Linked DNA regions of Homo sapiens: regions 1, 2, 3, 4 and 5 are each linked to region 6. The links are chromatin loops, found by intact Hi-C in ENCODE. Cell type or tissue: PC-9. All regions are shown on one strand. Region 1 holds the start of IL17B (interleukin 17B). Region 2 overlaps PCYOX1L (prenylcysteine oxidase 1 like). Region 3 has its middle 12 kb from the start of MIR145. Region 4 has its middle 55 kb from the start of MIR145. Region 5 overlaps AFAP1L1 (actin filament associated protein 1 like 1). Region 6 overlaps ARHGEF37 (Rho guanine nucleotide exchange factor 37).

Region 1 (5,000 bases), 240 kb after region 6:
ATAATAAGGGGCAGGGCAAATGTCCAACCACCATTGCCTGAAGTCTGCCGTGCTTTCCCCACAGGAGGAGGGCTTCTGCAAAATAAAAAAGAAAGCTTTTATAATTATAATTATTTTCAACAACCAGAGTTTTAAAAAATGGACTGTGCATCCTCAGAGAGAAATGATATTCCTAGAGAGATGATACCCAGCAAAGGCACTTAGAAAGCGTTCCCGCTTTGCTAAGGGCTGGATGAGGTATCCCCTACCTCTGATGGCCTGTGGGTGGTGAGTGCTAACAAGAGACTTGGTACAGTGTAGAGTCAATTTGCAACCCAGAAACACAAACTTGGTGTTTTCAAGTCTGGATGCTCTGCAGAAGAGAGGCCTAGGCGACCCAGTCTCCAGTGAACAAGACCACCTCTTGGAGTCCTACCCCAACTCACATTTCTTTGACTTCCCCCTGTGGGGAGGAGACGCTGGCACCTGGCCTGGGCAGAGGGTCATGTCGACGTGGCAGCCCCTCTGCACACCCCAGAGGCCGCCCATTCACCCAGGCCTTTCCCTTTTTTGAGAACTGGGAGCTTGCTGGCTGGGGCTGTTCCCACCAACAATGTTCCCGTCCAGGGATCTTAAAATAGCACCTCTTGGCTGGGGCTCTGGAGTGAGCAGCGAGGCAAGCATTTGTGCAAATATGGGCCTGGGAGAAGGACTCCTACCAGGGAGGGAGGGGAGGGCAGCATGGCAGGAGAGCCAGGACCTCCCTAGGGGGCTGCACCCTCCTGGTCGCAGCCAGCAAAGGCGCCGACTAGCCTCTTCCCGCCTTCCCTGACCTTACTGGGTCCACTTGGGCAAGTTCTTAGACCAAATCCTTCAGGTCCCCCTGGCCTTGCCAACGCTCTAGGGTGGGCCCGCTGGAAATAGGCACCTTTGCATTCTTCTGCTGGTTCTAGCCTTGTCCCCACTTCGTAATGCCCTTCCTACCCAGGAACGTACTAGAAGCATTCTTGAAGGCCCAACTCAAAACTCATTTTAACTGTAGGAATGACAGTTGCAGCTACCATTAATGGGGTACTTACTTTTGCCAGGGACTGTGCTAAGCGCTTTAACGTGCATTATCTCATTTGATCCTCACAACAATCCACTGAGAGCCAAGTTATTATTATCTTCACTTTGCAGAAGAAACTAAGGCTCAGAGAAGTCAATTAACATTCCCAAGATGACACAGCAGTGAAGGGGCAGGGGCAGGGCTGAAACTCAGGCCAGCCCATCTGTGGAGGCTGACCTCTGCCCTCCCGGCTGCACTTCCTTCTCCAGGTCCCTCTGCTCTGGCCTCCTCCTCTGTCCCAGCATGGCCTCCCTGTATTATAGTCAGTTTGATTCAATGTATCAATATTTTAGTTCACATACCAGGAATGCTGTTGGGTGCCCCACGAGCACCCTGGGAGCTCTCGGATCCCCTTGATGACTTGGGCTTGGGCGTGGGTTTAGTGAGCACCCGAACCTACCGGGTTCAGGTTGTTTGAGGCCATGGGTCAAGGCTGAGGCCATCACAGACCGTGCTCAATGACCAGCTGACCAACTGGACATTCCCCCTCCACCCCTGGCTGCCGCCCCTCTCCTTACTCCACCGCAGGGAGCAGTGTGTGCAGGAGTCAGACAAACTTGCTGTGAATCTTCTGTGACTTTGGGCAAGTGGTTAACCACGCTGAGCCTCAGTTTCCCCATCTGTAATTCAGAATAAAACTAGGACCTCACCCAGTGTTATTTGGAGGATTTCATGAAGCATTTAGCTTATGGCCTGGCAGTCAGTAAGTGGATATTAAGTAGCAGCTATTATTGTTACTGTTATTTTCTGTGAATTAAGGTGTCCAGGTGCCAAATGCCTGAGGCCTGGCACACAGCAGGTGCTCAAAGTAAAGGCAATCACTCACTCAGCAGACAGAAGCCCTCACCCGACCCCTGGAATCGGTGACCCCGACACCTGGAATCGGTGACCCCGACACCGCCTGTGTCATTCCTGGCCGGCTCTGATGTCTCCTAGGCTCTGGTCCTCATCAACAATAGGGTCACTCTGGAAGCCAGGCACAGGCGCAGGGCCCCACCCACTCGCCCCATCCCCTCATTCTCAGTCCCGGGCCGCTCTTGGAGAAAGAGGTGGCAGAGTGCAAGTTCCCTCAGGGTCAGTACATTTTTCAGGGTTGGCTGGCTTTCTAGTGGCGCCATCTGCTGGTGAGTGCAGCACTGCTCCTGGCGGGGCCTGCTGCAGAGGGCTCTGAGCGAGACCGCGGCCACCCACTGCCCCTTCCCCTGTAGCTCATCTGCCCAGTCCTTCATTCACGCATGCTGACCACCCTCTGCGTGTTAAGACCCAAGGACCCCAGCCTCACTCGTGGGGTGGGAGCCCTGGAAGCCCAGTTCCTGCACCTCCCTCTCAGGCCTGGCACTGAGTCCTGGGGCTGGGTCCCACAGGCCTGCCTGGGTTCACACTCAGGACATCAAAAAGGACAGATGACCCTCCAGGGGTTTCTAGAAACCAAGACTGGAAGAAGGGGTCTCCCTCCTGGTCTGAGATGGTCCAGGAATGGGAAACCCAATGACTGTTGCTGGGCCCATGCCTGACTCCTCACAGCACCTGCCAGGGGACCCCAAAGCTCCCCTCCCCACTGTGAAGGATCTGGGGCCCCCACAAGGACTGGCCTGCCTCTTTGGTCTCCACCAGACCAGCAAGGAGGCCCAGCCTGGCCCAGAGCTGTTTGTATAAAGTCTGAGGGAAGAACAATGAATGACTTAGGAGACGGAGTTCTGCTCCCAGCTCTGGCACAAACGCACTGTGTGAGCTGGGGTAGGACCCTCCCTTATCCAAGTCTCCTTGTAGTAAAATGGGTGGGAGGAGGGGGCCAGATGATGGGTGAGGACCCGTGTAGCTCCCAAACTGGCCTCGTGCTAAGATGCAGATTTTTGCGCTGCTACTTCAGCATCTCTGGGGCTGGGACCCTGAAATCTAAAGTAGCAAGCACTGCAGCTGGAGCAGGGGAAGCTGACAAGTCAGTCCTGGCTTGGGGAGGCAGAAGTGAGGGGTGCGTATTTCCAGCAGGTAAGGAGAATGTGTTGGTTTCAGGGGTCCCCCATACCCCAGCATCCATCTTTCAGTTTGCCACTGTTCTGTGGATATGGGAGGGTCACCCCAGTTGCATGTCTGTGGGACCCCACTGCTAGCAGCAGCAGAGTGTGTGCAGAGAGCCAGCACAGAACACAGCCAGGCCGCCCGGCCAGTGGGGCTGGGGCTGGGACAGCCTGCGGTGGGGGCGGGGCCCTTGTTGCCTGAGGAGGTATTTTCAGAGTACCCCTCCCTCTGGAGTTTCCAACGGTAGAATAGAGCCCTGTCTAGTATTTGACCAAATATGGTGGCATCTCTCATGCTCGAGCCCCAGCCAGCATCTCAGTTATGCTGTGGAAGCCTGCCCCGGACAGATTAATCTTGTGACATTCAGGAGCGCCTCTCACCCTGCCTTCTTCCCCTCGGACGATTCCTGTAAATGGCCAAGACCGGCCCTCAGCACGACAGGGCCGTCCTCAGTATCTGTTCACAATGCCCCTCCTCTGTCCTCCTCACATTCCCTCCCGCCATTCCTGCCTCCCTGGGTGGATGTGCCCGCTTACATTGGGCTGGGCTGTTCACCTGAGGTGAGAGACATTGGCCAGAGGAGGTGGTCAGTTGAGCATGTGATTCCAGGACCTTTGGACCCTGAGGTCATCCGACCTCACAAACTTGTGGCCTGAATCTTGGAGGCCTAGACCTCTCTCAGCAGCCAGGAGGGTGGGCCTGAGGGGGTTGAAGGGAGAGTCAGTAGAGAAATGAGAACCATGCTACCTCTAATGCTAATTAGAACAACTAATGTTTATAATAATTATACAATTATTTTATAATAATCTCTATAATAAATAGCTAAGTGTTTATTGAGCACTTACTATGTGCCAGGTACTGTTGCCAGCTATTTAACATAGGTGATTTCCTTTATTCCTTATAGCAGTTTTAAGAGGGTGCCATGATTCTTCCCATTCTAGAGATGTGGGAACTGAGGCTCAGAAAGATTTCAGGAGGGAATGGGCCAGGCCACCGTCTACTTCTGGATACACCCACCATTTTATGGAGGAGGGAACTGAGGCTGACAGTAAAGCTCACATGCAGCCACACAGTCTCTGAGAGCGGAGACCACCCCAGGAGGGAGAGTGCTGTGTCAGGAAGGCCAGGACAATCAGCCGTAAGTCCTCATGGATCTGAAACTTGGCCAGAGTGAGGGCGTACAGCTTCAGAAATATGTTCACAGCAGGCTGAAATTGTGCGGAAAGTCTCCCAAGAAAAACAACATGGGGTGGTGGATAGAGCCCTGGATGGGGACAGGGTGAGAATAGCAGCTCTGACACCTCTAACTCACTGTTAATAGTGACAAGTCCCTTTCTGGCTCCAGCCTCAGTTTCCTTGACTGTGATCTAGAGGGGTGGGGCTTTGGTCTCCTAGGGCTGCTGAACTCACCTGAGGCCGGCAGAGGCTGGAGTGCCTGAGGCTGTTTCCCTGGGAGATGGGGCCTGTGTCCCACTCCTGGCCAGCACAATTTGAGAACATTTGCTCTCCTGACCAACCAACGGCCCATCCCTCCTCCACCCTCAACCCCTTGCCATCCCCTAAGCAAACGAAGCTGATTGTCTTAGCTGGCCCTGTGGGTGCTGGCTGGGCGGCCGGCCGCAGGCCACAGGCGGAGGTGCCACCGGCCAGAGCCCCACCAGACACACAGGGCATTGTCCCTCGGTCAACAGCCCCTGGGCACCTCAGCTCGGCTCCTGGCCTGCCCCCACGCCCCTCACCGCCTGCCACTGCGCTAGGCTCAGCCAGCTGGGGGCCCAAGGCTCCCAGCTGATGACGAGCCCACCCACTCACTCCCCCAGCAGCCCCCAGTTGAGCTATAATTGCTTCGCTCCATCCTGTTGCTGCCATTCTCTCGGCGGCATCTGGGGTTCCA
Region 2 (5,000 bases), 250 kb after region 6:
GGTATTTTGCCCATGCATTTGGCAGTGTTGTTACTCTGGGCACCCAGGCCCTTTCCCTAAAGCCTGATTTAGCAAGGCTGGTAGGGCTTCGGCATCTGCATCTTTCTCAAGGCTCCCTCCCCTTCCCCAGAAGATACTAATGTAGTGGTTGGTCCCCGGGAACCTAAGACTTAGTTCTTCCATTACAGAAAAGAACAGGTCCAAAAGGAATGAAAAGGGCTTTTACTTTCTTTTTAAAACAAGTGATTTTTAAGGGTTTGTAGAAAAAGCAAAGAAAAGCATAATTCTCCTCTTACTTCAAGCTAGTGTCTGATGAGAAAGTACCAGGCTAACCTCTGAAGAATCCTACCCCAACACCTTCTTCTTTCTTCTGCTGGGATGAACATCTAGGGGTAAGATATGACTGCTCTCTACCATCTGGGGACTTCTCTTCTTTATATTGTTGCATTCCTCAATCTTTGCATAAGGAAGAGAATGGCTAATTCCTCTAGGTGCCAAGGAAGAGCTTCCCTCTTCCTACAGCCTCGCATGTTTCTTTTCCCACTGGTTGCCAGGAAGCTTGGAGATATGGTGACGACTATTCAGGCACACATCTCTTCCTTGGGTCCTACCACAGTCATCTCCTCCAATATGCAGTGATGTTGACAGGCTTGGAGATGGTGACTAGGGAGTTCTGAACTAGGTACTTCAAATCCATCAAGTCCACAGTAACCAGGAGCTATGATCATTTCTTAGGTTTTCTGATCTTCCCTTCTACTTTATTTGTAACCATCTGGTTGTAAATGTTTTCTTGTAGGTTGCCTCAATTGATTGTCCATTGTGGGAGTAGGTAGTGAAAAACAGTAATAAAATAAGACTCATAGTTCTCTGCCTTATATTCCCTCCCGTAGTCTTCTGGTTTCTAGCTAAGAAACCAAGTCTGAAGCACCTTGTGAAGATGAACTTTTTTCTTCTTAAAAAAAATAAATAAAACAAATATACTGGCTTGGATTTCCTTCTCTTTTCTTACTTTCCCCCTTAAAAAAAAGCAGCAGCCGCCGTGTGGACCCTTAATATAGGCAGACAGTAGGTCACCTGGAGATGCTTGATACATGAGGGGTCAGAAAGAAGCCTGGTGGGCGAGCATGGCTTATTCAGTCCTGGGCTGCTGTGGGATGATCCATCTTCAGTGGGGGATGAAAGTTCCCAGGCTCTCCCTAGAGCCCTCACAGTTCAGTCTTGACCTTGTGCATCAAATCTTTTTGATCAATCTTGTCTAGGTCCTGGTACCAGCGGTTGTAAGCCAGCAAGGCCACATTCTTGGCAGCCACGGCCATCACCTCCACGGAGCTGGCCGCCCACTCCAGGGCATTGAGGTAGAAGAGCTGGTCATGGAGTGCAAACCTCGGGAGCGTGGGGCGGGAGCCATAGAGGGGATGGGCCTGCCACTCAGCTGTCTGCACTGAGTAATAGGAACGGAACAGGGTCTTTAGCTGGGTCCGAAAGAGGGGCTTGGGGGACTGGACTCGCCAAACAGCTGCCTCCTGGGGCTGCTTTCGCCGGAAGCTGGCAGAGATGTTGACAGGGCAGATGTTGTCCAGAGTGCAGAAGAAGCTGGGGAAATCTGTGGTAAGGATGTTGGCAAAGGGGAAAAGCTTAGGGTCTGGGAAACCGAAGTAGGACGAGTTGAGGTAGCCGTGGACCAAGGAGACGACGGTGGGCTGGAAAGAGCCCTGCACGTCATCAATGGGCGGGTGGAAGCCTGCAAAGGTTAAGTTGCTGCTGCTGTTGTCCAGGTGCAGGGGGGTGGCGATGACCACGATGTCATAGAAGTCAGAGCTGTTGCCTACCTCATTCTCATACGCCACCTGGTACAGGGCTTTCCCCTCTGGAAAGAAAAGAGCACAAAAGTCAACTTTCCCTTGGCTTCTACCCACTGAACTCCCTACTGGGGTCCAGCATTGAGGTACAACGAGACCCTGGTGCTCAGGGTGCAGCAGGGCTGTCTAAATGGTGGGTCCTGGCCTCTCCATGCTGATGCGGCTGCAGAAGAAGCAAGGGGCATGGAGTCAGGAGACTCAGTTTCTGCTCTGCTTCCGCCGCTGGCCAGTTGGGGGAGCGTGGGCAAGGATGTCATTCAAAGTCCTCATCGGTCAACAGAAAAAGGCTGGGTCGATGGAAGTCTCAGCTTTCTGGCTGACATCTGAATTGGGGAAACAGCACCCTCTAGTGTCACCTGGCAGGGTTGGGGCTTCTCAATGCTTTTTCGGAAATACTCCCCAGGGGGATCACAGACCAGGGCTGAGGTACAAAGGAGGCAGAAGTGTCTGTCCACTGGCTGGGAATGGCATGCCTGCCCACTCCCGCCCTGTCTACTCACCTGTGCTGTGCAGGGTCACAGAGGTCACTGTGGCATGGATCACATTGGCCTTGGTGAGCTTCAGCAAACCGGAACAAACCAGCTTATTGCCTCCTTCCACAGACCACAGGCTGCCTTGGGCCCCGGCTAGTGACATGGCTCCTGGGCAAAGCGGGAAGTGGGTGCTGATAGGTTGTCAGGGCCGTGGGGCAGGAGGGCTGGGGAGTCCAGTACTATTCGACTGGGCCTCCCTGCCAGAGCAAAACTCTCCCAACCATGGGCATGGGGAGATGGCAAACATACAAGTAAGTACAACAAAGTGCACAATGCTATGGGGGGAAGACACTGTGCTCAACGAAAGAGCCAGCTCCCAGAGACCACATATTGTGAGGTCTATTTATGCAGAATGCCCAGACTAGGCAAATCCACAGAAACAGAAAGCAGATCTGTAGCTGCCCAGGGCTGGGAGGCCGGGGGGTGTTGGGGAGGTGAGGGCTAAAGGGCAAGGGGGTTTCTTTCTGGGGTGATAAAAATGTCCTAAAATTGATTGTGGTGATGGTTTTAGAACTCCGAATGTGCTAAAAACCACTGAATTGTGCAATTTAAATGGGCGAATTATATGGTATGTGAATTCTATATATCTCTACACAAAAATGCTATGAAGGAGACACACAAGATACTGAAAGAGTGAGCAAGGAACACTGAGGGGACACTGAGGCAGGGCCTGAAGGCTGCGAAGGAGCCAGCATGTGCAGAGCCAGATGAACAGTATCGAGGGTACGAGGGAGGTGCTTGTTATTGTAAACCTTTGCATTCATTTATTTAACAAAAATATACCCAGTGCCTAGTATGACTTAGGCACTGTTCTGTGTTTGCAATGTATCAGGGAACAATAGACAAGGATTCCTGCTCTTGTGAAGCCTACATTCTCCACTCCTGTGGTCTGTGCTAGCAGACAGTGAGCTACACACAGGCCCAGCCACTCCCGTGAAGAGCTGGGAAGAGGAGGTGCTCTCACAGTGGCTCAAAGGCCTCAACAGGGCAGTTCTTGAAACCAAAGTGTAGAGAGCAGAGCATTATCTCAGCTCTAACATTTACACACATGCAAGGGATTATGAAGCAATTGGGAGTGGTAGAAACACACTGGACCTGTGATCTGAGCCTTGCTTTCACTGTCTGTGAAGTGGGGTGATACTATCTCCTGCCAACTCATGGCCAGTCCCAGAATCAGGCAGGATGGGGCAGCAGAGTGCCTATGTGACTGCAATGAGCTGGATAAAAGTGAGGTTATTATGGGGACCCCCAGCCCATTCTGAGCACCTTGGGTGGAGGAGGGGCAGGTGGGCAGGCCAAGGGTTGGACGCTTACCTGCAAAGGCGGGCATCGCTGCTGACTGGCCATAGCTGGCCCGCAGGACAGCAGAAACGACATCATCAATAAAGCGCTGCGTGACGCCCACCTGCAGCAGGGACTCAGCCACAGAGTGCTGGGTCATGTTAACAAAGGTGGACTCCCCCAGTGAGTAGAGCAGCTCCTCCACACCCGAGAAGGCATAGCCGTGGGCCTGGTACTTATAGATCCTAGAAGACACATAGAGCTGGAGTCCTTGTGCAGGAAGGCTTTTTGCCTGACCACCTGCCCCTGGGTTATAGTGCCTGGGAGGCCCACCAGGAACCCATCACTTCCTCTACATGGAGTGGTGGCAGAAGAGGCTGGTCATGTTCCCTGGCACCTGTTCTCTGACTGTGGCGGGCCTGTCCCACCTAAAGGGAGTGTGAAGGTATGGAATCCTTCTAGGCCTGGCTTCACATCACGGCTGTGCTGAGTAACAACTGTATCACTGCTCTGAGCCACTCCCTGCCTGAGGTCATAGTTCATAACCCTTTCTTCACCCAGCTGGGGCTACGGCCCACCCCTGCTGACACATCTCCTTCTCCAACAGTGTCGGTTCTGCCACAGCTTCTAGGACCTGATGACACACTGCAACTTCATGCTGATACTGTCACCTTCTCTGCCAGTCCAGCCTGTCCTCTCCTCTCGCTTCATCTGACAGGGCTCCCACTCACCCCCAGGCTCATGTCCTGTCGCTCTATCACTCATGCAATCTCACTAGCATGGATTGGAACCATCGATGGATTTCCTGACTGGCTGGCCTTTGAAATGTTGCCCATTCTAGGGCTTCTTTTGTAAACATGTTGAGTTTGGTTATCAATAGGACACGAGATGGAGGTGTCCAGAAAGTTGAAATGTGGGTCTGGAAGTGAAGAGGAAACTAGGGCTGAGAGGGAGAAGTCATTTCCCATAAAACGTAGAAGTCAACATTATTGGTCTGGATATAATTGATAAGGGAGAAAAATATCAGAAAGAGAGGTAAGGAAATAAGCTTTGGGTGACATCTGGAGAATATAAGGAAGAAGTGCTATAAACAGCAGAGTTATAGAATGGGAAGGGAGTGGAGAAGTGCCAGGAACCAGGGCAGGAGGGCACAGGCCACACTTGAGTGACACTGAAGGGAGGCAGACAGTGATGGGGTCCGGGGAGCAGCCCCTGCGCCTTAGGCTGGAAGCAGGGAGCACCTTCAGGAGGGACTTTGGGGAAAGGTGGAGTGACAGCTTGGTGAACAGGGAGGGAACAGACCACTTGCCCTCCACATCTGGGACCA
Region 3 (5,000 bases), 180 kb after region 6:
TAGTGAGACCTTTCTCTACAAAAAGTAAATAAGCCAGGTATGGTGGTGCATGCCTATGATCCCAGCTACTTGGGAGTCTGAGGTGGGAGGATTACTTGAACCCAGGAGGCTGAGGCTGCAGTGAACTGTGATTGTGCCACTGCACTCCAGCGTGGGTGACAGAGCAAGACCCTGTCTCAAAAAAAAAAAAAAAAAAGCTATTTTAAGCCATTAGATTTTGGGTTGGTTTGTGTTGCGGCAAACCAAATGTTACTGCATTAGCTGACTGAAACACCCACTTGAGCAATTTTGGAATATCAGGATGTGTCACTGTATTAGTTGGTTCTTGCAGAGCTGTAAAGAAATACCTGAGACTGGGTAATTTATAAAGAAAAAGAGGTTTAATTGGCTCACGGTTCTGCAGGCTGTACAGGAAGCATGATGCTGGCATCTGTTCAGCTTCTGGGGAGGCCTCAGGAAACTTACAATCATGGCAGAAGGGGAAGGGGAAGCCAGCACGTCTTACATGGCAGGAACAGGAGCAAGAGAGAGAGGGGAGGTGCTGCATACTCTTGAACAACCCAATCTCGTGAGAACTCACTTACTCTCATGAGAACAGCACCAAGGGGGATAGTGCTAAACCTTGCATGAGAAATCTCCGTGCATGATCCAATCACCTCCCACCAGGCCCCACCTCTGACACTGGGGGTTAGATTTGGGTGGGGACACAGATCCAAACCATATCATCACTCCCTGGGTGTCTTATCTGAATAAGGCCCTCACTGAGAAACTGTGCTGGGCTGTGTTGGGACTGAGGGTCAGATGGGTAGAGCATCAAGACTAGGACTCTGGAACAATGAGACAAGGAACTCTGCTTCAGCACTGGAGGGTCCTGGGTTGCTGGGAGTTCATCTCGAGGAAAGACAGAGGTAGAGCCAAGATGTTTGCTTGGCAGCCTGACCGATGTCGGGGAACACCATTTGTGAGGCAGTCATTTGAACTGCCTTCAGCCCAGCCCCCTTTCAGGCAGCTGAAGGGAGACCAGAGACTGGTGCCCTAACCCCCCAAGCAGTGGTGGGCATGGTGGCAGGGGAGAAGCCCTCTCACAGCCCGCCTTGGGACAAGTAGAGAGGCCCACAAGGGCTGAAGTGCCGTTGACAGAGGCCAGGAAAAGGTGGCCTGGGGCAGGGGCTCTGAAATCACAGACCACTGAGTACTTCTGGGCTTAGAAGGCCCTGGGCCAGGAGAAACCGGGGTTAAGATTTTAACGTCTCTACCCTCCTCTGTTTTTCTTTTTCATTATCCTGCTTCAATTGGGCTTTGCCTTTCTAAACCATCTGAAATCCTTTTCAGAAGTGGGTGGGAGGCACATCAGATGCCTGAGAGCTGGGATTATCCCTGGAACCCCGGCAGGAGGCAGCGGAGCTGACAGTGCCCCCTCGGACTGCACCCGACCCACTCCAGGAAGGCCTCGAGTGTGAGTGCATGAGTGTGTGTGTGTGTGTGCGAGCATATGGAGGGGTGTGTGTGTGACTGTGTGAACATATGTAAGTGTGTGTACACGAACACTTGTAAGAGCTGTGTGAAAAATGAATGTGTGTTAGTGTATGAGAGTATGAGTGTGTGAGTGTTGTGTGTATACATAAGTGTGGGCGAGTGTTCGCGAGTGTGCAAGCTGTGTGGAAATGGGTGAGCTCTGGTTTGTATGAGTGTGTTGGTGTGAAAGGGTATGACTGTGAGCATGAATGTGTATATGTCTGTGTTAGCATGTGAGTGTGAGTGTATCTGAGTGTGTGAGTTTGGGGTGATTTGTGTGAAACGTGTTAGCATGAGTGTGCATGAGAGTGTGCATGTGTGAGAATGAGAACATGAGCGTGTGTCTGAATGTGAGTGCTAGTCTGTCCTCCTCATGGCACCACGGTGATCTTTAGAAAACGTACTGGTATCGTTCACTACCTAGTGGAAGGCGCTGCAGGGTGCCCACTGCTCCTAGGACCAGCCCATGCCCCTGGTGGCGGGGACTTGCCGTGGCTGATGGGGCTTCTCCTCCCCAGCCTTCCTCAGTCCTCAGTACCCTCCTTCCATTCCCCAGAGCTGGCCACAGCTGGTTGAAAGCAGCCCCAGGACAACTCTTCCTGGGGGGCAGTGCACAGGCCAGGGTGTCAGGGCCGGATGCTCTGGGACTGGAGAGTGCGGGGGTGTCGGCCGCCCAGGGGTCCAGGACAAAGAGAATGCTAATGTGCCAGAGGTACCTCTGAAACTTTGTCCTGACAACAGTGAGGCTGAAAAATCCCCAGGCCTTGGCCTTGGCCTTCCACGACTGCCAAGGTCACAGGCTCCCTTTCACTGGGATTCAGCCTGGGAGGCTGGAGACGCGCTCTCTGCTGCCCTCTTCTGGGCACCTGCCGCCTTGCGGATGCAGAGGGAAGCCAAGCCCACTGGCCCTGCAGAGCAGCTTCTAGTTTTGTGCGTGGGCACAGGGCTGCAGACGAGCCAGGCTGGGTGCTTCCCAAGGCTAAGGATAGGGGTTCACTGATGCTTGATGCTTATTGCAGGTCTGACACTTGGTAGATGCCCCCACAAAGGGAAAATGAACACACGGATTGGTTGAGGTGGTAATCAGAGGGGAAACTGAGCCCCAGAGAAGGCAACTTTGAGTTTGTTCCACAGGCGGGACTGGAACCAGGCCCTCTGGGTCCCCAGGGCTTGCCCAGCTGTGGCGTCATTGGGGCGTGAGTCCTGGCCTTTTCCTGCTTGCTATGAGCAGAATTTCCCAGGTGACTGGGCTGCCCCAGGAGAAATTGGAGGCCCTCCTGTTGGGGCAACTGGGTCAGGCTGGGCAGCGAGGGGCTGGAACCCAGCCTCCCTCAGCTGGTGCCCAGGCTCGCCCTGCCAGATTGTGCTGAGTTGGCCCACGCCTGGGCGGAAGATGACACGGACGCAGACACGCCCGGGAGCCGGAGGGTAGGGGGGTGCCCCAGATCCTCCTCTGGGCCTACCCCCTCTGCCACGCCATCATTACCCCCCAACAGAGGAGGATGTCAAGGTTCATAGAGGCTGGCGTTGCCCAAAGCCGCAGCCCCGGCATGTCCAAGCCTCTCTCCCTGCATCCCAGAACTTGCCAGTGAGTCCTGCTTCCTTCCTCCAGCTGCACAGGAGCTCCTCCGTGCCCTGCGCTGAGATGCGACCCCTTGAGTCTCATCCCGGGGCTCCCAAACAACAGCTGGCCTCATCTCTTCTGGTCACTCCATGTAGAAAAACGGAAGACACAGACACGCAGAAAGAAAACAAAATCACCTGAGACGCCCCTGCAGTGATCAGCCGCACCCCCAGATAAGCTTGTTAGCCCTGCCCTTGGTTGAGTTTAAATGGATTCTTCCCCTGCTACTGACTCCAGGACCGAATCCCCTCCCTAACGTCTCTGTGTGGCCTCCCCGAGTCCACCTTCAACCCTGTCTGAGCCAAGACGCCCCCATCCTGGCCTCACAGGCCCAGTGCCTGACCCTCTTAAGCTTCCCCTTCTCCCACCACACCGTCCTCAACGATGGCTCAGGAAGCGGGTGGGCCGCAGGGACCGAGATCCCACTTCTACATGAGACGACTTGGTCAGCGACCCCTGCTCTAAGACCTTCCGTGGCTCCCAGGCCAACAGGAGAAGGTTCAGATAGCTCAGTCTGGCATTCAAGGTCTCACCTCACATGGACCCCTCCACCCTGGTGGCCTCCAGGAATGGTCTGCCTCTTTCTGGGTTGGCCTCCCTTGATCGCTTGGGAGCTGTGTGAGAGCAGAGCTCCATCTACTTTATCACAATATCCCCAGGGCTTACCCCAGGCCTGCACATAGTAGGCACTCAGTAAATGTTCGCTGAAACCAAAGGGAGCTGCTTTGATCAGATCAATTCAGTCTTGTTAATAACAAGAAGCAGCACTTATTCAGCAGGCATTATGTCCAGGTATTGTGCTAAATGCACTCTAAGGATTCCCCACTGAGTCCTTGGAACTGCTCTATAAGGTGGTGCTACTGTAATGCACGTTTTCCAGATGAGGGAACTGAGGCCCACAGACACTAAATGATTTGATCAAAGCCATATCCAGGATTCTGATCCAGCCCATACCCACTTTTTTTTTTTTTTTTTTTGAGATGGAGTTTCACTCTTGTTGCCCAGGCTGGAGTGCAGCGGCATGGTCTCGGCTCACTGCAACCTCTGCCTGCCGGGTTCAAGCAATTCTCTTGCCTCAGCCTCCCAAGCAGCTGGGAATACAGGTGCTCGCCACTACACCTGGCTAATTTTTGTATTTTTAGTAGAGACAGGGTTTCACCGTGTTAGCTGGGCTGGTCTCAAACTCCTGACCTCAGGTGATCCTCCCACCTCGGCCTAAAGTGCTGGGATTACAGGCGTAAGCCACCTTGCCTGGCCCCTACCCACTTTCCTAGACTGTAGGGTTTGCCTGCCTGTGCCCATCTGTGTGTATGCTAGGGGTCTGCCCCCTTTTTGTCTCCCTTTTACCCACGCTTCTCTGTCAGGACCCAAAGCGCCCTTCCATTCCTCTCTCTCAGGCTCAGCCCCAGGGCCAAGGCAGTGCAGGGAAGGGCTGAGTGCCTGAGGCTGCAGGGATGGGCTCTTCAGAGAACAGGCGCACATCTGCTGTTTCATGTGGCTGAACAAGATCCAACAGGCCGATTTTAGGTAGCAAACCTCAGGTTCCTGAAATGAGCTTGAACTGATGCAGCATTCAAGAAGCCTGGCCTGGGAATTTGGGCCCAGGCACAATCGCAGACATGCTATGTGACCTCTGGCAGGGAGCTTAGCTTTGCTGAGCCTCAGTTTCCATGTCTGTAGAATGGGCATGAGAATAGCTACCTCACAGCATCATGGGGAGGATTAAACATGAGCTGGCACTGGAGGCATCCCATAAACCACAAGCCACTAATAAAGGTGAGGGGGAGATATTATTGCCCTGGGATTAGCGGTGGCCCAGTTCAACCACTAGGAGGAGAGACGGGAAGGACAGACGCAGCCG
Region 4 (5,000 bases), 130 kb after region 6:
CATAAATTGGTGGTAAAGACTCACTGGTTTCCATTACATATTGAAAGTTTGGATTCTAAGGCTGATAATCTGCTCATATGGGATAAATCTATCTTGCTTTTTTTTTTTTTTTTTTGAAACAGGGTCTCACTCTGTTGCCCAGTTTAGAGTGCAGTGGCATGATCATGGCTCACAGCAGCCTCAACCTCCTGGGCTCAAGCATTCCTCTGCCTCAGCCTTCCAAGTAGCTGTAGCTGGGACTACAAGTGCGCACCACCATACCCAGCTATTTATTTTTTTAGAGACGGGATCTCTCTGTTGCCTGGGCTGATCTCAAACTCCTGGGCTCAAGCCATCCTCCTGTCTCAGCCTCCCACAGTGTTGGGATTACAGGTGTGAGCCACTGCACCCAGCCTTAATGTCTTTTTAAATGCCCCTATCTGCAGTTTCTGTCCTTAAAGGAAAATGTCATATATTTATAACTGGACATCAGGAAGGAAAGCACTGTACATTAATTTTACTCTGAATGATTGCCTGTGCCTTTTTATAAAGTCACATTCAAATGTGCATTGTCACCCAGGAGAATATCAAGCCTAATAGGAGGACTTTGCTGCTTGCAAAATCTGGAGATACCTTACTCTGTGCTTTTTTGTCCCTGGATACTATGTTTGGAGTGGTGACAAGCTTAGAGAAATGAGAAGAAAATGGTGATGCATGGAAAGTAAACAGTGAAATGGTTGACTCTTGAAGCTCTGGTCTTCCTTTGGAAAAATTCCCCATTCAAGGTCACAGAGCTTTTTAGTGGCAGGGCTAGGAAAGAACCCAACTGGTACACTTTTGGCCACTGAACTGCTACTCTAGGCATGGGGCAGTGATTTTAAGTATGATTCCAGAACCAGCAGCACCAGCGTTGTCTGCGTATTTGTTAGAAATGCACATTCTTATGCCCTGCCACAGACCCACTGAATGGAACTCGGGCTGGAGTCTAGTAATCTGTGTTTTAAGAAGAAACCCTCCATCCTGGCCATCCCCAGGTGATTCTGGTGTGCAATAAAGTTTGAAGAGCCACTGGCAAACGAGAATGAGACTGAATGGGTGGCAGAATGAACTGGGAAGGGATCTGGTGCAAGACCTATTATTTGTTTCAGTATCCTCATCTATAAAGGGGGAGTAATCACCAGGCTGTCAATCTGCTGCTAGTCGTGAGTATGGAATGAAGTCAAATACCACAGGACTTGCCCCAGACAGTGGAGAGCTGAAGGCATGTCTTAGCTTATAAAAACTGCTCATTTCTTCCCAACTGTACATTTGGTGACATGGTAGCTTGAAATTAGCTGTGGTGAGAAACTGGAAAACCCTACAATCAGGGCCTGCCTCTCAACCCCAGCTGGATTAAGAGAAAATGTAAAATTAGGAGAGAAATCTGTTTTATGTATCTTAGCAGGACTTCAAAATCACATATCATGAATCTAGGAAGCCACACATTTCCCAGGTGTGGGGTAAGAAGAGAAGTGCCTAAAGCCAGACATGCAAGTTTGAGAGTTCTTATTCCAGGAGTGATAGGTGAAGTTGCAGAGCTATGTGAATTCTTCCAGCCTGAGGGTATTGATGTGGAAGTGAGGGCTGAACACAGAACTCTGAGGGATATGAAGCTAAAGAATGATTAAATACTGGAGAAGAATGGGAGTAGTCACAAAGGAGGACATCCAGAAAGTTAGTCATGTCTTATGAAGAAGTCAAGGAGAAAGCTGTATTGTTTATTAGTCATGGTACTTAATGACAAACTCTTGAATAATGGCTTTATGCAAAATGTCTTTCTCCCTAATGTGAGCCAAGTAACCTGCCTTCAATCTTCTGACAACACCATCTGGAACTTGAGGCCTTCCAGACTGACGCAGCAGAGAGGCACACCAGCAATGAACTGGCTGAGCTGGGAAGTGACACACACACATACCACTGTTACGTAGTTTATTGGCCAGAACTACTCAGCCCCCATCTATTTGCAAAGGAAGTTTAAAGATGTGGGGAAGAGGATAGGTATGTAGTTCCTTCTAATGTTCTTGCTCACAAATTGTATGTACTATTTTAGAGAAAGTTGAGTGTGTACAGAAGCAGTCTCTGGCTGTTTGTACCCTCAGGTATCTAGGCTAGATCTTCCAGGAAGGCAGAACCTCAGGCTGTAAACTCAGATGACTCTCCACTGGCTCCTTGCCTGGTTTTCAGGGCTTGTCACATAGGAAAACAAGCCATGCAGTCCCCTGTTGCTAGGAAATGCATAAACATAGCAAGAAATAACCTGCCCATCTGCTGAGGGTTTAGCATTGCAACTTTCCCATAAATGACCAACAGCTGTTTGACTTTTGGGGGGCAATATCTCTGTGTTGGTGGCATAGGAATAAGGAAGAGAAGAGAGGACCAGGCATGATGACTCACACCTGTAACCCCAGCCCTTTGGGAGGCTGAGGTGGGTGGATTGCTTGAGCTTAGGAGTTCAAAACTAGGCTGGGCAACATGACAAAACCCCATCTCTACAAAAAATACAGAAATTAGCCTGGCATGGTGGTGTGTGCCTGTAGTCCCAGCTACTCAGGAGGCTGAGATGGTAGGATCACTTGAGCCCGGGAGGTTGAGGCTGCAATGACCCATGATTGTGCCACTGCACCCCAGCCTGGGCAAAAGAGTGAGACCCCCATCTCGAAAAATAAGGAGAAGAGAGTAAGGTTTTTTTTGTTTTTTTTTTTTAAGGCAAAGGCCATATCTCCCTTTCCCCTTGTACTCATAGAGTCTAGCATAAAAAGGTGACCAGTAAAACTGCTGTTGAATATTAATGTACATCAGGATAGTATTCGCTTTCTTTCAGCAGTTTTGACCCAGATTTGTGGTCAGTTAAAACCCTACTATTGGCCAGGCATGGTGGCTCATGCCTGTAATCCCAGCACTTTGGGAGGCCAAGGCGGGTGGATTGCTTGAGGCCAGGAGTTTGAGACCAGCCTGGCCAACATGGTGAAACCTGTCTACTAAAAATACAAAAATTAGCCGGGTATGGTGGTGGGTGCCTGAAATCCCAGCTACCCAGAAGGTGGAGGGAGGCAGGAGAATCACTTGAACCTGGGAGGCAGAGGTTGCAGTGAGCCAAGATGGTGCCACTGAACTCCAGCCTGGGCAACAGAGCGGCGAGACTCCATCTCAAAAAACAAACAAACAAAAAACCCCTGCTATCTCTTATTCAAGATCTGTTGTCAGGTCACATCTATCTTGAACCTATGCAAAAAAAAAAAAATTGTTTTGTTTTACCCACATGCCAATTGTAGATTCAGAGCTTTTTATTTTATTTTATTTTTGAGATGGAGTCTTGCTCTGTCACCCAGGCTGGAATGCAGTGGTGTGATCTCAGCTCACTGCAACCTCTGCCTCCAGGGTTCAAGTGATTCTCCTTCCTCAGCCTCCCGAGTAGCTGGGATTACAGTCGCGTGCCACCATAGCCAGCTAATGTTTTTGTATTTTTAGTAGAGACAGGGTTTACTGTGTTAGCCAGGGTGGTCTCGATCTCCTGACCTCGTGATCCACCCGCCTTGGCCTCCCAAAGTGCTGGGATTACAGGCGTGAGCCACCATGCCGGGCCATAGATTCAGAGCTTTAAAGTGGCCTATTAACCAGAATAACCCCAAAAGGAATTAGCAAAAGTCCCCTTTTTCAAGAAAGCCCACTTTCTTGAAAATAGAACTGTAATCCTCATCTTAACTGTAAAAGGAATTTTATTAATACTTGGTCTAGGGCTTTTTTTTTGAGAAGGAATTTCACTCTTCTTGCCCAGGCTGGAGTGCAATGGTGTGATCTCGGCTCACCACAATCTCCGCCTCCCAGGTTCGAGTGATTCTCCTGCCTCAGCCTCCCAAGTAGCTGGGATTACAGGCATGAGCCACCACACCCAGCTAATTTTGTACTTTTAGTAGAGATGGGGCTTCACCATCTTGGTCAGGCTGGTCTCGAACTCCTGACCTCAGGTGATCTGCCTGCCTCGGCCTCCCAGAGTGCTGGGATTACAAGCATGAGCCACCGTGCCCGGCCTTTTCTCTTTTTTTTTTTTTTTTTAAGAGATGGGGTCTTACTATATTGCCCAGACTGGAGTGCAGTGGCTGTTCACAGGTGTGATCATAAAAATACACTGAAGCCTGCAACTCCTGACCTCAAGTGATCCTCTTGCCTCAGCATCCCAAGTAGCTGGGACTACAGGCACACACCACTGAACACAGTTCTTATTTTGTTTTAAAAGTATGTTTTCAAAAGCCCAGTGTTTCAGGCCTAAATCTAACAACTTCAATTATTTTTGGAGATGGGGTCTTGCTCTATCACCCATGCTGGAGTGCAGTAGCACCATCAGAGCTCCCTGCAGTCTCTAACCCCTGGCCTCAACCAATCCTGCCTCAGGTATGCAACACCATGGCTGGGTAATTTTTTCTTCTTCTTCTTCTTCTTTTTTTTTTTTTTTTTAAGATGGTCTTGCCGTGTTACCCAGGCTGGTCTTGAACTGCTGGCCTCCCAAAGCACTGGGATTCCAGGCTTGAGCCATCATGCCCAGCCCAACTTTCCTTTTTTCTCTAATTCTTGCTGACCTTCATGCAGACTTTATTATTATTATTATTATTTGAGGCAGAGTTTCACTCTTGCTGCCCAGGCTGCAGTGCAATGGTGTGATCTCGGCTCACTGCAGTCTCTGCCTCCCCGGTTCAAGCGATTCTCCTGCCTCAGCCTCCCAAGTAGCTGGGATTACAGGTGCCCGCCACCACGCCCAGCTAGTTTTTTTGTGTATTTTTAGTAGAGATGGGGGTTCGCCATGTTGGCTAGGCTGGTCTCGGACTCCTGGCCTCAGGTGATCCGCCCACCTCAGCTTCCCAAAATGCTGGGATTTCAGGCGTGAGCCACTGCTCCCTACTCATGCAGACTTTAAAACTGCAGTGTTTTCTTAGGCTTGTCTGTTGCTCAAGAACTTGCCATCTCTTCTTTTGCTTCCCAAAAGACTT
Region 5 (5,000 bases), 300 kb after region 6:
GAAGAGGAAGACACTCATTCCAGCTTACCAAGGAAGCGGAGCTTTCCTTAGCTCCTCCCTTCCCTCCCAGTGCCCAGGGCTGGACTCAGCCTCTGAGAGGGATGGAGACAGGAAAGGTCCTGGGCAGGTGTGGCCAGTGCAGCTGACACTTACAGGAAGGAGTTGCGCCCAGCACTGACGATGCTGGTTAAGGTCTCCACATCCACGTAGTCATAGTGCAGCGCCTCCGGAGTGACTCTGGAGCCCATCTCCACCAGCAGCAGCCCGAGCCAGCGACCCATGTCCTCTGAACAGCTTGCCTGAAGGACAGGAGGCAAAGATGGAGTTCATTTTCCTACTGTCAGGGCTCCTGGAGACCTGTTGACTTCAGCCAAACCCAGAAATATTTGTAAGTACTGACTACGTACCCGATACTCGGGTCAAAGAGGAATAAGATTATAGCACACATCCAGAAATCCAAGAGGCTCCCTTCTTCCATCTATTCAGGTTTCCAATCAAATGTCACCTCCTCAGGGAGGCCCTCCCTGATGACCTCTCTAAGACAGAGGCCTCCCTGCCCTCACTTTCCATTCTCAGAGCCTTCCCCAACCATTAGAATATAAAACCAACATTTGGGTGTTCTCTGAATTTTTTAAAAAATATTTACTTTTTATTAGAAGAGGCCATTTCTCATATAACTTAATCAAAATAGTTTCTTGTGTTATAGTTGCCAAATAAGTACAATACTGTGTATAGGAAAATCTCCAAGAAGTTGCCAGTCAGCTAAACACGGACTTATGTTAATTCTCATTTAAAGAGCATCTTATAAAATTAAATTAGCACACAAATGCTAAACTTGAATACATAAAGCACACTTTTTGCCAGAAACCTTCGTGTATAAGATAAATAAGAGACCTATCTCAAACTACCAAAAATAAAAGTGAGTTACGGAGGCGATATTTTTTGAAATTTAAGAACTGAGAGAGGCAGGGGGTCTTGGGCAGAAAACAAGACCAAGAGGTCAGATTCTAGGACAAGACTAAGAGACCACTGGCCCTCTGTGGACCCCTGGATAAAGCATGTGGCTGCCCTGGCCTCAGTTTCCTTATCTGTAATGGCAGAAGGTAGTTTTCTGTTTTCCTGTAGTGTTAACATTTTAAATTCTAAATTGCCAAAGGGTTGCCATGTGGAAGAGAGAGTCCACGTATTCTGCATGACCTCAGAGAGGAGGCTAGTGCCCGTGAGTAAGAAGGACAGTGAATCGGTGAAATGAAATCACACTTCATTCACTCATTTGTTCAACAAATATTTCTAGAGCCCATAGTATTCTAGTGCTGGACATCATGCTGAGTTCTGGAAAAACAAAAGTATGCAGAATAGGCCTAATTATTGCCTTCCTGGAGCTTAAAGATTTCAACTCAGTATGGGGAAAATCTTTCTAAAATTTGAATTGCTCAATGGGAGGGGCAGTGGACCTTCTCCTCCACCAGAGGAGGGTACTGGTGAAAAGTCTTAGAGGGGATTCCAGAATCTGAATGGTTAGACCAGACTAAATGCCTTTCAGGCTTGGGATTTTAAGGTAAGGGAGAAAAAACAAACCTTGGTTCTGGGGCTGCCAGATTTAGTGAATAAAAATACAGAATGTTTTGTTTAATTTGAATGTCAGATGAACAATGAATAATATTTTAGTATCAATAAAGCTCCAATGTTGCGTGGGACATGCCTATTTTATTATGAAAACATTTCAGGTAATGTTCGTGGCTTACCTGAAATTCAAATTAAGTGGGTGTCCTGTGTGTTGTCTTATAATCTACTTGGGTCACCTGACAGGAGTGAGGCTTGCTTTCCTTCCCCTTCAGTCCCCATGGTGTCAGTAGCAAGGGCTCCCCCAAACAAAAACATGACACTCAGGCCAGAGTCCCCAGACCAAGAGCCACCCACGTCCCACCCTCTCCTCTCACCTCCAAGATGGCCACCTCCTGCCGGTTGCGCAGGATCCTGAAGGCAAATGGGTGTCGGGGCCCAAAGCCCGGGGCCACCTCACAGCCTTGCAGGGCGATGGCGTTCACATGGGTTCGCAGGTCCATGTGATCCTTGTGGAAATACAGAGTGTTGCACTTCAGGCGGCACCAGCGTTCCTTCCAGCCCTGGTTCACCAGCACGTTCAGGTAGCCTGGAGGAGACAATGGTGTGAGGTTCCCATAGCCTGCCCTGGGACAGCATGGGGACGCAAGGCGGCTCCATGTGTCTGCTGGAAAGAAGGCCTCGGGGTCCTGGTCAGCTCTCTTTCCCCTGTGACCTCAGGGTGACCTTGGGTGTGCATTTCTCTGAGTTTGTTTCTTAGCTGTGAAACATGGACTGATAATGGCATTCCTACATCTCTGCACAGCCTTTGGGCCACACCAACCTTGATGAAAAGGGCAGGAACTACTGCATATGGTGTATAAAAAACACAACTCTTTTGCCTTTTCTCCCCAAATCAAAACTGTTACTGAAAGATGGAAAAGAATGGATGATGCTGACACCCAGTGGCAGCATGTGGGAACAAAAATGTCTCACCCACATAATCTTAAAATTGACCAAGGCACAGCTGCTGTGTAGCTAATGACCCACAGGTTTAGAATTCCCTCTTAATGTTTTAGATTTAAATTTGCCTATTTTTACCATAACGCACTCTGATTCACTAATTACAAAATATTTCTTTGTAGCCATATATTTATTTATGTATTTATTTTTTGAGACTGGGTCTCCCTCTGTCAGCCAGGCTGGAATACAGTGTCTCTATCACGGCTCACTGCAGCCTCAACCTCCTGGGCTCAAGTGTTCCTCCCACCTCAGCCTCCCAAGTAGCTGGGATTACAGGCATACACCACCATGCCTGGCTAATTTTTGTATTTTTGGTAGAGACAGAGTTTCACCATGTTACCCAGGCTGGACTCAAACTCCAGGGCTCAAGTGATCCTCCCTCCTCAGCCTCCCAAAGTGCTGGGATTACAGAGGTGAGCCTCTGTGCCTGGCCTTGCCATGTACTTTTATAATATTTTTTTCAGGGTTAGAATATTACTGCATATCCAAAATATACGATTTTTAAAAACTGGATTCCAGTACATGGAACGCTACATTTACATGAGCAAAATAATGTTTTCACCTTCAAATCACCTTTAATTCACATTGAATGCATTTTTAATAAAAAGTACCTAAATATTTTTCTCCAATAAATTTCCCTATAATATGGGTTGTTACTTATAAACCTGGCACGTTCTATGCTGGAAAATAAGATACCCCTGTCTTGTTATCGTGGAGGAAACTGAGAAACTGAGGCCCAGGGATGGGCAGTGATTTGGGCTACGGTCACAGGGAGCATAGAAATACAGTGGTCAGCTGGCTTTTCCTTTCGTTGAGTGTCAGGGCCTCTGGGAAGGAAAGTGATGGGAAGGCCTAGAGTGTTAATGGAGTGGGGCTTAGCCTCCCAGTAGGCTTGGATTCCCTCCCCTGCCCTGGGGGTGAGGTGGACGAGGCATGAGGTCTCCTGGCCTCAGCCCCCAAAGCCCGCGCACACAGGACCTGAGCACCCTTCCTCCCCGTGCCCTGGACCCACCACAGCAGGGAACCTCCTCCTCGGTGGAGGACGTCTGCAGGTCATCGGCCAGTGTCTTCTTCTTGGAGAAGCCAATGATACGGGTGATCTTGCGGCCCGCAGCCCTGCTCATTGAGCCCTTCAGTTCTGCCAGGCTGCTCTTCTTCCCTTTGCCTGTTGGGGAAATGGGTCAGGGGAGTGGAGGGAGCCCTGAGTCCCACCCATCCTTAGTCTTCCTTGTGGCCTTTTCAGCCTGCATACAGGATGGGCCTGCAGCTCCAGGGATGGCAGGCCAGGTCACCTTACCCAGGTCTACAGAATGGTCAGAACCTGCTCTGCCGCTGTGTGCCCATGGGCAAGGCCCGGCCCAGTTCCAGCATTCCCCAGCCTGAGCCCCCAGAGGCTCCTACCGTGATCACAGGTCTCCCGGCGGCCAAGGGTAGAACAGTTGTCACCCACACCCACGCTGTCAGAATCTGAGGTCTGCTTCTCTTGGGACAGCCTCTGAGGAGGGACACAGGCAGTCCCTCATCAGAGGGCACATTCAGAAGTACCCAAATTTCCCTTTATTGGTTCAATCTCCCTCCAACTCCCCCAGCACATGATAATTAGCTAACAAATGTTTGTCAGCAACTATCCTGTGCCTCATACCATACCAGGTATTGAAAAGACAACCATGACTTAGATATGGTTGTGTCTTTGGGCAATTCACAGTCCATTTGGGGAGGGAGGCAATTAATTATAACACTTTGAAATGAATGTCTTAGGAATTTGGACTGTATTTGGCAGGTGACAGGGAGCTGGGAAAGTATTTAAGTGGAACACTCATGTAATCCAAATTGGTTTAGGAAGTTACTTCCAGTGGCATTGTGGGGACAGACAAAAGCAGACAAGACTGGAAGCAGAAGAGCCACTTAAAAGAATGTCATCCTGGTCATGATGAGACTCGACAAGAGCATGAACCAAGATGACAGTGAGGATGGAGAAAAAGAGATGAGCTGGCAGACATTTTCAAAACAGTCATGGCGGGACCTGGTGACCAGCAGGAGTCCATTATGATCCTAACTCGGAGGAGAGGATGGGAAGGGGACACACACCCACACACCCACACACAACATGTCAACAATTTCATTGCCAGCCCAAATTAGTTTTACTCATGACACCAACTCTAGACCATTCATCGATTCATTCATACAAGGTCCATTAAGTGTCTATTAGGTACCACGGGATGTAGAGTGGAAGCAATGATGACTCTCTTACCACTTATTAGCTGTGGGAATGTGGGAAAGTCCTTCTGTCTCCCCAAGGCTGGGTTTTTTCACTTGAATTCCACCCACTTCAGAGGGCTGCTGTGACGGAGCCAGCTCAAGTGAAGGCCCATGGACTGTATCATTTCTAACACCTGTGTGATGTGCTGCCATCTTTCTTCAAGAAGCTGAACTGT
Region 6 (5,000 bases):
TTGGAAGCATGCAGGCCTGGATTCCAGTCTAACTCCCACTGACTAGCTGGGACCTTTAGCATGTTATCTAACTTCTCTGGGCCTCAATCTGCCCATCTGAAAAATGGGGACGATGCATGTAATGAGCTTAACAGAGTGCTTAGCACAGAGTAGGCATTCAATCTTATATAGCACTTTGAATCATTATTATGCAAAGACCTTGAAAAAGTTTTTTGTTTTTTTTTTTGAGACAGGGTCTCACTCTGTCTCCCAGGCTGCAGTGCAGCAATGCAATCACAGCTCACCGCAGCCTACCTGTCAGGCTCAAGCGATCCTCCCACCTTAGCACATGCCACCACACCCAGCTAATTTTATTATTATTATTTTTTGTAGAGACAGGGTCTATGTTGCCCACAGTGGTCTCTAACAACTGGGCTCAAGCAATCCTCCTGCCTTGGCCTCCCAAAGTGCTGGGATTACAGGCATAAGCCACCTTGCCCAGCCTTAGAAAAGATTTTGTATAGAGTGGTGGTCAAGAGTCTTTGGGGCTCAGATCCCAGCTTATCACTGACCATCTGTATAAATGACCCAGGAGGTGACCCCCTCTGAGCCTCAATCTCTCACCTGCAGAATGGGGTTATTCAAAGTAGCCACCCCCAAAACCATATGGTGAGGATTAAATGATGTAAGGAATATAAAGGGCTTAGCATAGAGCCTGGCAGATAGTGAGGCTCAATAAATGTTAGTGGGGGCTATTTTTATCAGGAAAGTGCACTAATAATAATCTCTATGCTGCTGACCACTCAGGAAGATTACAGATGTGGCAATTGTGTAAAGTGCCTGACTTCTTTTTTTGAGAAGGAGTCTCACTCTGTCTCCGGGCTGGAGTGCGGTGGCATGATCTCGGCTCACTGCAACCTCTGCCTCCTGGGTTCAAGCAATTCTCCTGCCTCAGCCTCCTGAGTAGCTGGGACTACAGGTGCACACTGCCATGCCCGGCTAATTTTCTGTATTTTTAGTAGAGACGGGGTTTCATCGTATTGCCCAGGCTGGTCTCAAACTCCTGAGCTCAGGCAATCTGCCTGCCTCGGCCTCCCAAAGTGCTGGGATTACAGGCGTGAGCCACCACGCCTGGCCAAAGTGCCTGACTTCTAAATATTATTCTTGTAAGCTCTACCACCTGCCTAACAAAGAAAGGAGAAAGGAAAGGTTCCACTCACAAATTTCAGGAAGGCCTCAAGGTGAAGGTCTCTTGCCAAATTGCAATACTGCACTGCAGGCCCCTCGGGGATGTCCAGATTGTATTCGTGCGGCCTGAAGTAGAGGAAAGCCTGGACCCAGTACCAAGGAGAAACATCCAATCATGCCTGTCATGGCCATCTTACGCTGGAATCCCCTTCCACCATACCTTGAAGAGGTTTTCCAGGCTCTCTACACACCCCCAATGAGAGGGACACACACAGCTGATTCTATTCTCACACAGCTTAAGTGATTAGAAAGTTCCGCCTTAGACTGAGTCAACATCTTTCTCCTCATTCCAGTGCTTCTTGAACTTCATACATTTACATGCCACCTTTGTGGGGTTTTTTTCTTTTTCTTTTTTTTTTTTTTTGAGACAGAGTCTCACTCTGTCACCCAGGCTGGTGTGCAGTGGCATGATCTTGGCTCATTGCAATCTCTGCCTCCCAGGTTCAAGCAATTCTCCTGCCTCAGCCTCCTGAGTAGCTGGGACTACAGGCGTGTGACACCTTGCCTGGCTAATGTTTTTCGTATTTTTAGTAGACACAAGGTTTCACCATGTTGACCAGGCTGGTCTTGAACTCCTGACCTCAAGTGATCTTCCCGCCTCGGCCTTCCAAAATTCTGGGATTACAGGCGTAAGCCACTGCACCCAGCAGTGCGTTTGTTTTTTCCCATGTCCATATTCCACATGTTCTATTAATACTTTTCTCTAACTTTTCCTATTTACATCAATGCATTAAAAAAATGCCCCATAGCATTTAAATCTTCATTTAATTAGTTGCTCACATTGACGCATCAGGAGATGTCATCAAAAATCTGAAAAATACCTGAATTTCCAGGTGTGTTTTTCTTAAAGTCAGAAGAACTGGGCCCATATTCTCACCCAGCAACAACCCCCCAGAGCTGAGGAATAGCTGCTCCTTTAGATTTGATTCATGTATTCATTCATTCAGCCCTTCAAATTCCAAATATTATTTTATATTTAAGTTCACTGAAAAGTCTCATAAACAGCCTGTTAGACACTAGGCTCCTATTGCATTGGATTGCCTGTTACCTGCACACTTCACTCAGTAGCATTACCTGCCTGGCCCCTTTAGGCACCTGTTTGTCTCCCCTGCTCTAGGTGCTGGTCTGGCAGAGTTGCTCTGCGGGGCTCTGCTTCCAGTGAATTTTGGCCCTATGTGGTAGGAACTCCAATGGGCTCGGAGCTGCCCCCAGTATAATGGCCTGGGGCTGAGGAGTGCTGGCCAGCATTCTCCAGAAGAGATGAGACAGGATGACCTCATCTGGTTGGTTTCTGAGGCTGGTGCCTTTCCCAGCTTGTAGGCTGGGCCCTGCAAGCCTCCTGCCAGGGGAACCCAGCCCAGACTCGCCCTTTATGAACCCTGCAGTGTCCTCACCTGCAGATTGTCCAGGTAAGCAGCCACGTTGTTCTTCAGCTCAGTCACACACAGAGACACCCACTGGAACCTCTCTTCTAAATCATCAAATTCCTTGTCTTCTGTCTGAAAGTAATGTGTGTGAGGGTTGAGAATATCCACATGGGGGCAGTGTACACCGGCTTCAGTGTTCCAGGTCCTCACTGGGACAACCTTTCCACAGACTCGCCCACCAGAGCTGGTTCTCGCAACCCCAAAGCTGAGAGGGTGGTGTAGCTCAGTGGTTTTACATTCAGAGCATGGAATCGGATACACAAGCATGAGCCCCAGTTCATTGGCTTCCTAGCCGTGTGACTCTGGACAAGGGTTTTACCCTCTCGGAGTTTCTGTTTTCTCATGGGGATAGTGGGAACACTTATTTCATTGTGTGAGCATGCTTGGTTTCAGAGCAGGCACTCCACCAACCTGTGCTGCTAGAAGTAGCTATTTAGGGCTGGTCCTTTGCCCAAACCCAGAGACCAGCTCTCCTATCTGTGTAAATAGGCCCCAAAGAGAGTGGCCCAAGACACTGGAGAAACCCCTCCACTGGCTCTTCAGAATCAAGTGGGGTGCCACCTCTGCCTCTTCCCAGCACCTCAATCTCTCAGCCTCCATTGCCTCAGTTCTGAAAGGAGCCTAAGTCCCCTGTCTACCCACTGTGCAGGGCCTGGCCTTGGGGGTGGCTGGATGTGACTCTTCCTCCCAGGCGCACGCTCACCCTGGGGATCAGCCCCGCCTCCTGCTTCAGCAGCTGGCTCAGCCGGGTGGTCTTCTTGGAGAGGGTGTGTGTGTTGATGCGGGCCAGCCGCTCCCGGAGGGTCAGCTGCTCTACCTTGGTGTACTTGGAGGCTGCAACGACAGAGAAGAGGGGAAGCACGGTGATCAAGCCAACTCAGGAAAGTGGATGTCACGGACATGCCCGGCTGGGCACCTGCTTGGGCCCTCTGCTCCATCAGGGTCACATTCATGAGGTTAGTGAGTCACACAGGAAAAGCATAGGGTCCTCTGTCTGAGGTGTGAGCCCTGGCTGAAGAGCTTCCTGCCTGCTTGACTTTGGGAAGTCACCACTCCTTGGGGCCTCAGTTTCCTCATCTGTAAAATGGGACCAGCCACCTCGCAGGATTGCTGGGAGAGTCACCTAAGACAGAGGGTCTGAATGAACTTCCTAAAGAAGAACCCATGGAGGAGAGATTTGCCTGGGGTCCCTCAGCCACTTTGAGCCAGGCCAGCTGGGAGCCACGCTTCCCGGTCCTGACTCAGTGCTTCCTACTGATCTGTCGTAGGATGGAGAAGCAGGTGGGGAGGAAATCCAAAGCTGCTAAATATAGTATAGCATGGTGGTGAAGACTCCAGGCCTGAGTTTGAAACCTGGCTCTGTCCCTTACCAGTTCTGCGACAGGAAGCAAGTGATGCATGCTCTCATTTTACCTGACTGTGAAATGGGGCTAACAGGGCCAACCTCAGAGGGTTAGTGCAAAGACCAAATATGACAATGAAGGAAAAAGCATGGCACAGCTAGCCCTTAGTAAACATTAGCTGAATTGCCATTTTTATGTTGTCTCAGTCATGTAATTGAGTTTCTCTTAACTTGAGACACTGTTTCGTTTTCCAAACCTTTCTGTTTTAATAACCTGAGAGGCAGGCTCCCCAGATATATGCACAGCTCTTTACCTCCCCACTATTGATTTCTCCTCCACAGTGTGGCAGTCATGTGGTTTGGATGAGATTGATCTCACTTTAGCTCAAGGGGTGGATTGCTGACTGATACAAGCCAATTTATATAATTCCAAACCCCTGGCAACAGTGATTAATTCAAAGAAGGGCACATAACCCAGACCTAAGCCAATCAGTTCATGATGCCCTAACTTTGGTGATTAGTTCAAGGTAAGCACATGACCCAGGTGGGTCCTATCAAAGAGAAACTTTGACTTAATTTTTGTGGCTAAGGGGGAAAAAACCCTGCCTTACCCGGGTAAGTGTGGTGTGCAGCTGTGAGTCTTGGAACAGCCACAACTTACTATTATGAGGCAAGCCAGCCTGAAGATGAAGCTGATACAGAGTAAAGAGCAGAGACAAGGGAGTTACAGGGAACTGGAGCCAGCACCCTGATCGAACCCTACCTAAAGCTTGCATTACCTCTGGATTTATAGTTACATAAGCCACTACATTCTCTTTACTGGTGAAGCAGATTTTAGATAAATTTTCTGTAACTGGAAGCATTCCTACTAATGTGTCCCCTTAAATGCCCAAGTCCTTACCCACTTCCTTGCGCATCTTGTACTCATTGATATTGGTGTTCACGTCCTGGAGGGCAGAGACAGCCCTCTGAAGGACAGGATAGGCACTGGCATCAGGGACTGT

The links. Peaks named below come from ENCODE experiments on the same cell type or tissue, not always from the same donor. Only the 100,000 strongest peaks of a DNase experiment are listed, where the experiment ranks them.
Region 1: it touches region 6 in a loop (13-fold over the local background); 17 of 110 quality-filtered maps call a loop at or near these places.
Region 2: a loop joins it to region 6, with 6 times the contacts of the local background. A loop is called at or near these places in 6 of 110 quality-filtered maps.
Region 3: a loop joins it to region 6, with 7 times the contacts of the local background. A loop is called at or near these places in 37 of 110 quality-filtered maps.
Region 4: it touches region 6 in a loop (4-fold over the local background); 4 of 110 quality-filtered maps call a loop at or near these places.
Region 5: it touches region 6 in a loop (15-fold over the local background); 2 of 110 quality-filtered maps call a loop at or near these places.

The regions. Positions count from the first base shown.
Region 1 is chr5:149,379,266-149,384,265 of GRCh38, reverse strand. It overlaps IL17B (interleukin 17B), which reads left to right and starts at 4,974. Exons shown (of 3, transcript NM_014443.3): 1 at 4,974-5,000. It overlaps LOC101927046 (a long non-coding RNA gene), which reads right to left and starts at 2,030. Exons shown (of 2, transcript XR_245875.4): 1 at 1,914-2,030; 2 at 1-75. RefSeq lists enhancers at 989-1,700, 3,127-3,839, 4,192-4,726. In PC-9, CTCF peaks have their summits at 2,011 and 2,211 (motif pointing left); no DNase peak of the experiment used is centred here.
Region 2 is chr5:149,364,860-149,369,859 of GRCh38, reverse strand. PCYOX1L (prenylcysteine oxidase 1 like) reads right to left here. Exons shown (of 6, transcript NM_024028.4): 4 at 3,707-3,918; 5 at 2,360-2,500; 6 at 207-1,867. The coding sequence ends at 1,206. Among named protein-coding and RNA genes, the nearest start is that of PCYOX1L, 9.3 kb to the right of the region's middle. RefSeq lists enhancers at 1,278-2,141, 2,298-2,377, 2,468-2,517, 2,142-3,006 and a silencer at 3,260-3,554. In PC-9, CTCF peaks have their summits at 2,003 and 2,202 (motif pointing left); a DNase peak (open chromatin) is centred at 2,149.
Region 3 is chr5:149,440,078-149,445,077 of GRCh38, reverse strand. No RefSeq gene overlaps it. Among named protein-coding and RNA genes, the nearest start is that of MIR145, 12 kb to the right of the region's middle. RefSeq lists enhancers at 2,249-3,066, 3,067-3,884. In PC-9, CTCF peaks have their summits at 2,195, 2,402 (motif pointing left), 4,721 and 4,920; a DNase peak (open chromatin) is centred at 2,347; H3K27ac peaks cover 554 bases.
Region 4 is chr5:149,483,136-149,488,135 of GRCh38, reverse strand. No RefSeq gene overlaps it. Among named protein-coding and RNA genes, the nearest start is that of MIR145, 55 kb to the right of the region's middle. In PC-9, no CTCF peak of the experiment used is centred here; DNase peaks (open chromatin) are centred at 1,155, 2,005 and 2,165; H3K27ac peaks cover 4,150 bases.
Region 5 is chr5:149,314,881-149,319,880 of GRCh38, reverse strand. It overlaps AFAP1L1 (actin filament associated protein 1 like 1), which reads right to left. Exons shown (of 19, transcript NM_152406.4): 10 at 3,967-4,060; 11 at 3,578-3,730; 12 at 1,941-2,152; 13 at 154-299. Among named protein-coding and RNA genes, the nearest start is that of GRPEL2, 28 kb to the left of the region's middle. RefSeq lists enhancers at 1,557-2,109, 2,110-2,664. In PC-9, CTCF peaks have their summits at 2,291 and 2,494 (motif pointing left); no DNase peak of the experiment used is centred here.
Region 6 is chr5:149,616,664-149,621,663 of GRCh38, reverse strand. ARHGEF37 (Rho guanine nucleotide exchange factor 37) reads right to left here. Exons shown (of 13, transcript NM_001001669.3): 5 at 4,898-5,000; 6 at 3,358-3,488; 7 at 2,622-2,726; 8 at 1,200-1,310. Among named protein-coding and RNA genes, the nearest start is that of ARHGEF37, 38 kb to the right of the region's middle. RefSeq lists enhancers at 3,306-3,575, 3,706-3,835, 4,706-4,775. In PC-9, CTCF peaks have their summits at 2,552 and 2,762 (motif pointing right); a DNase peak (open chromatin) is centred at 2,593; H3K27ac peaks cover 1,860 bases.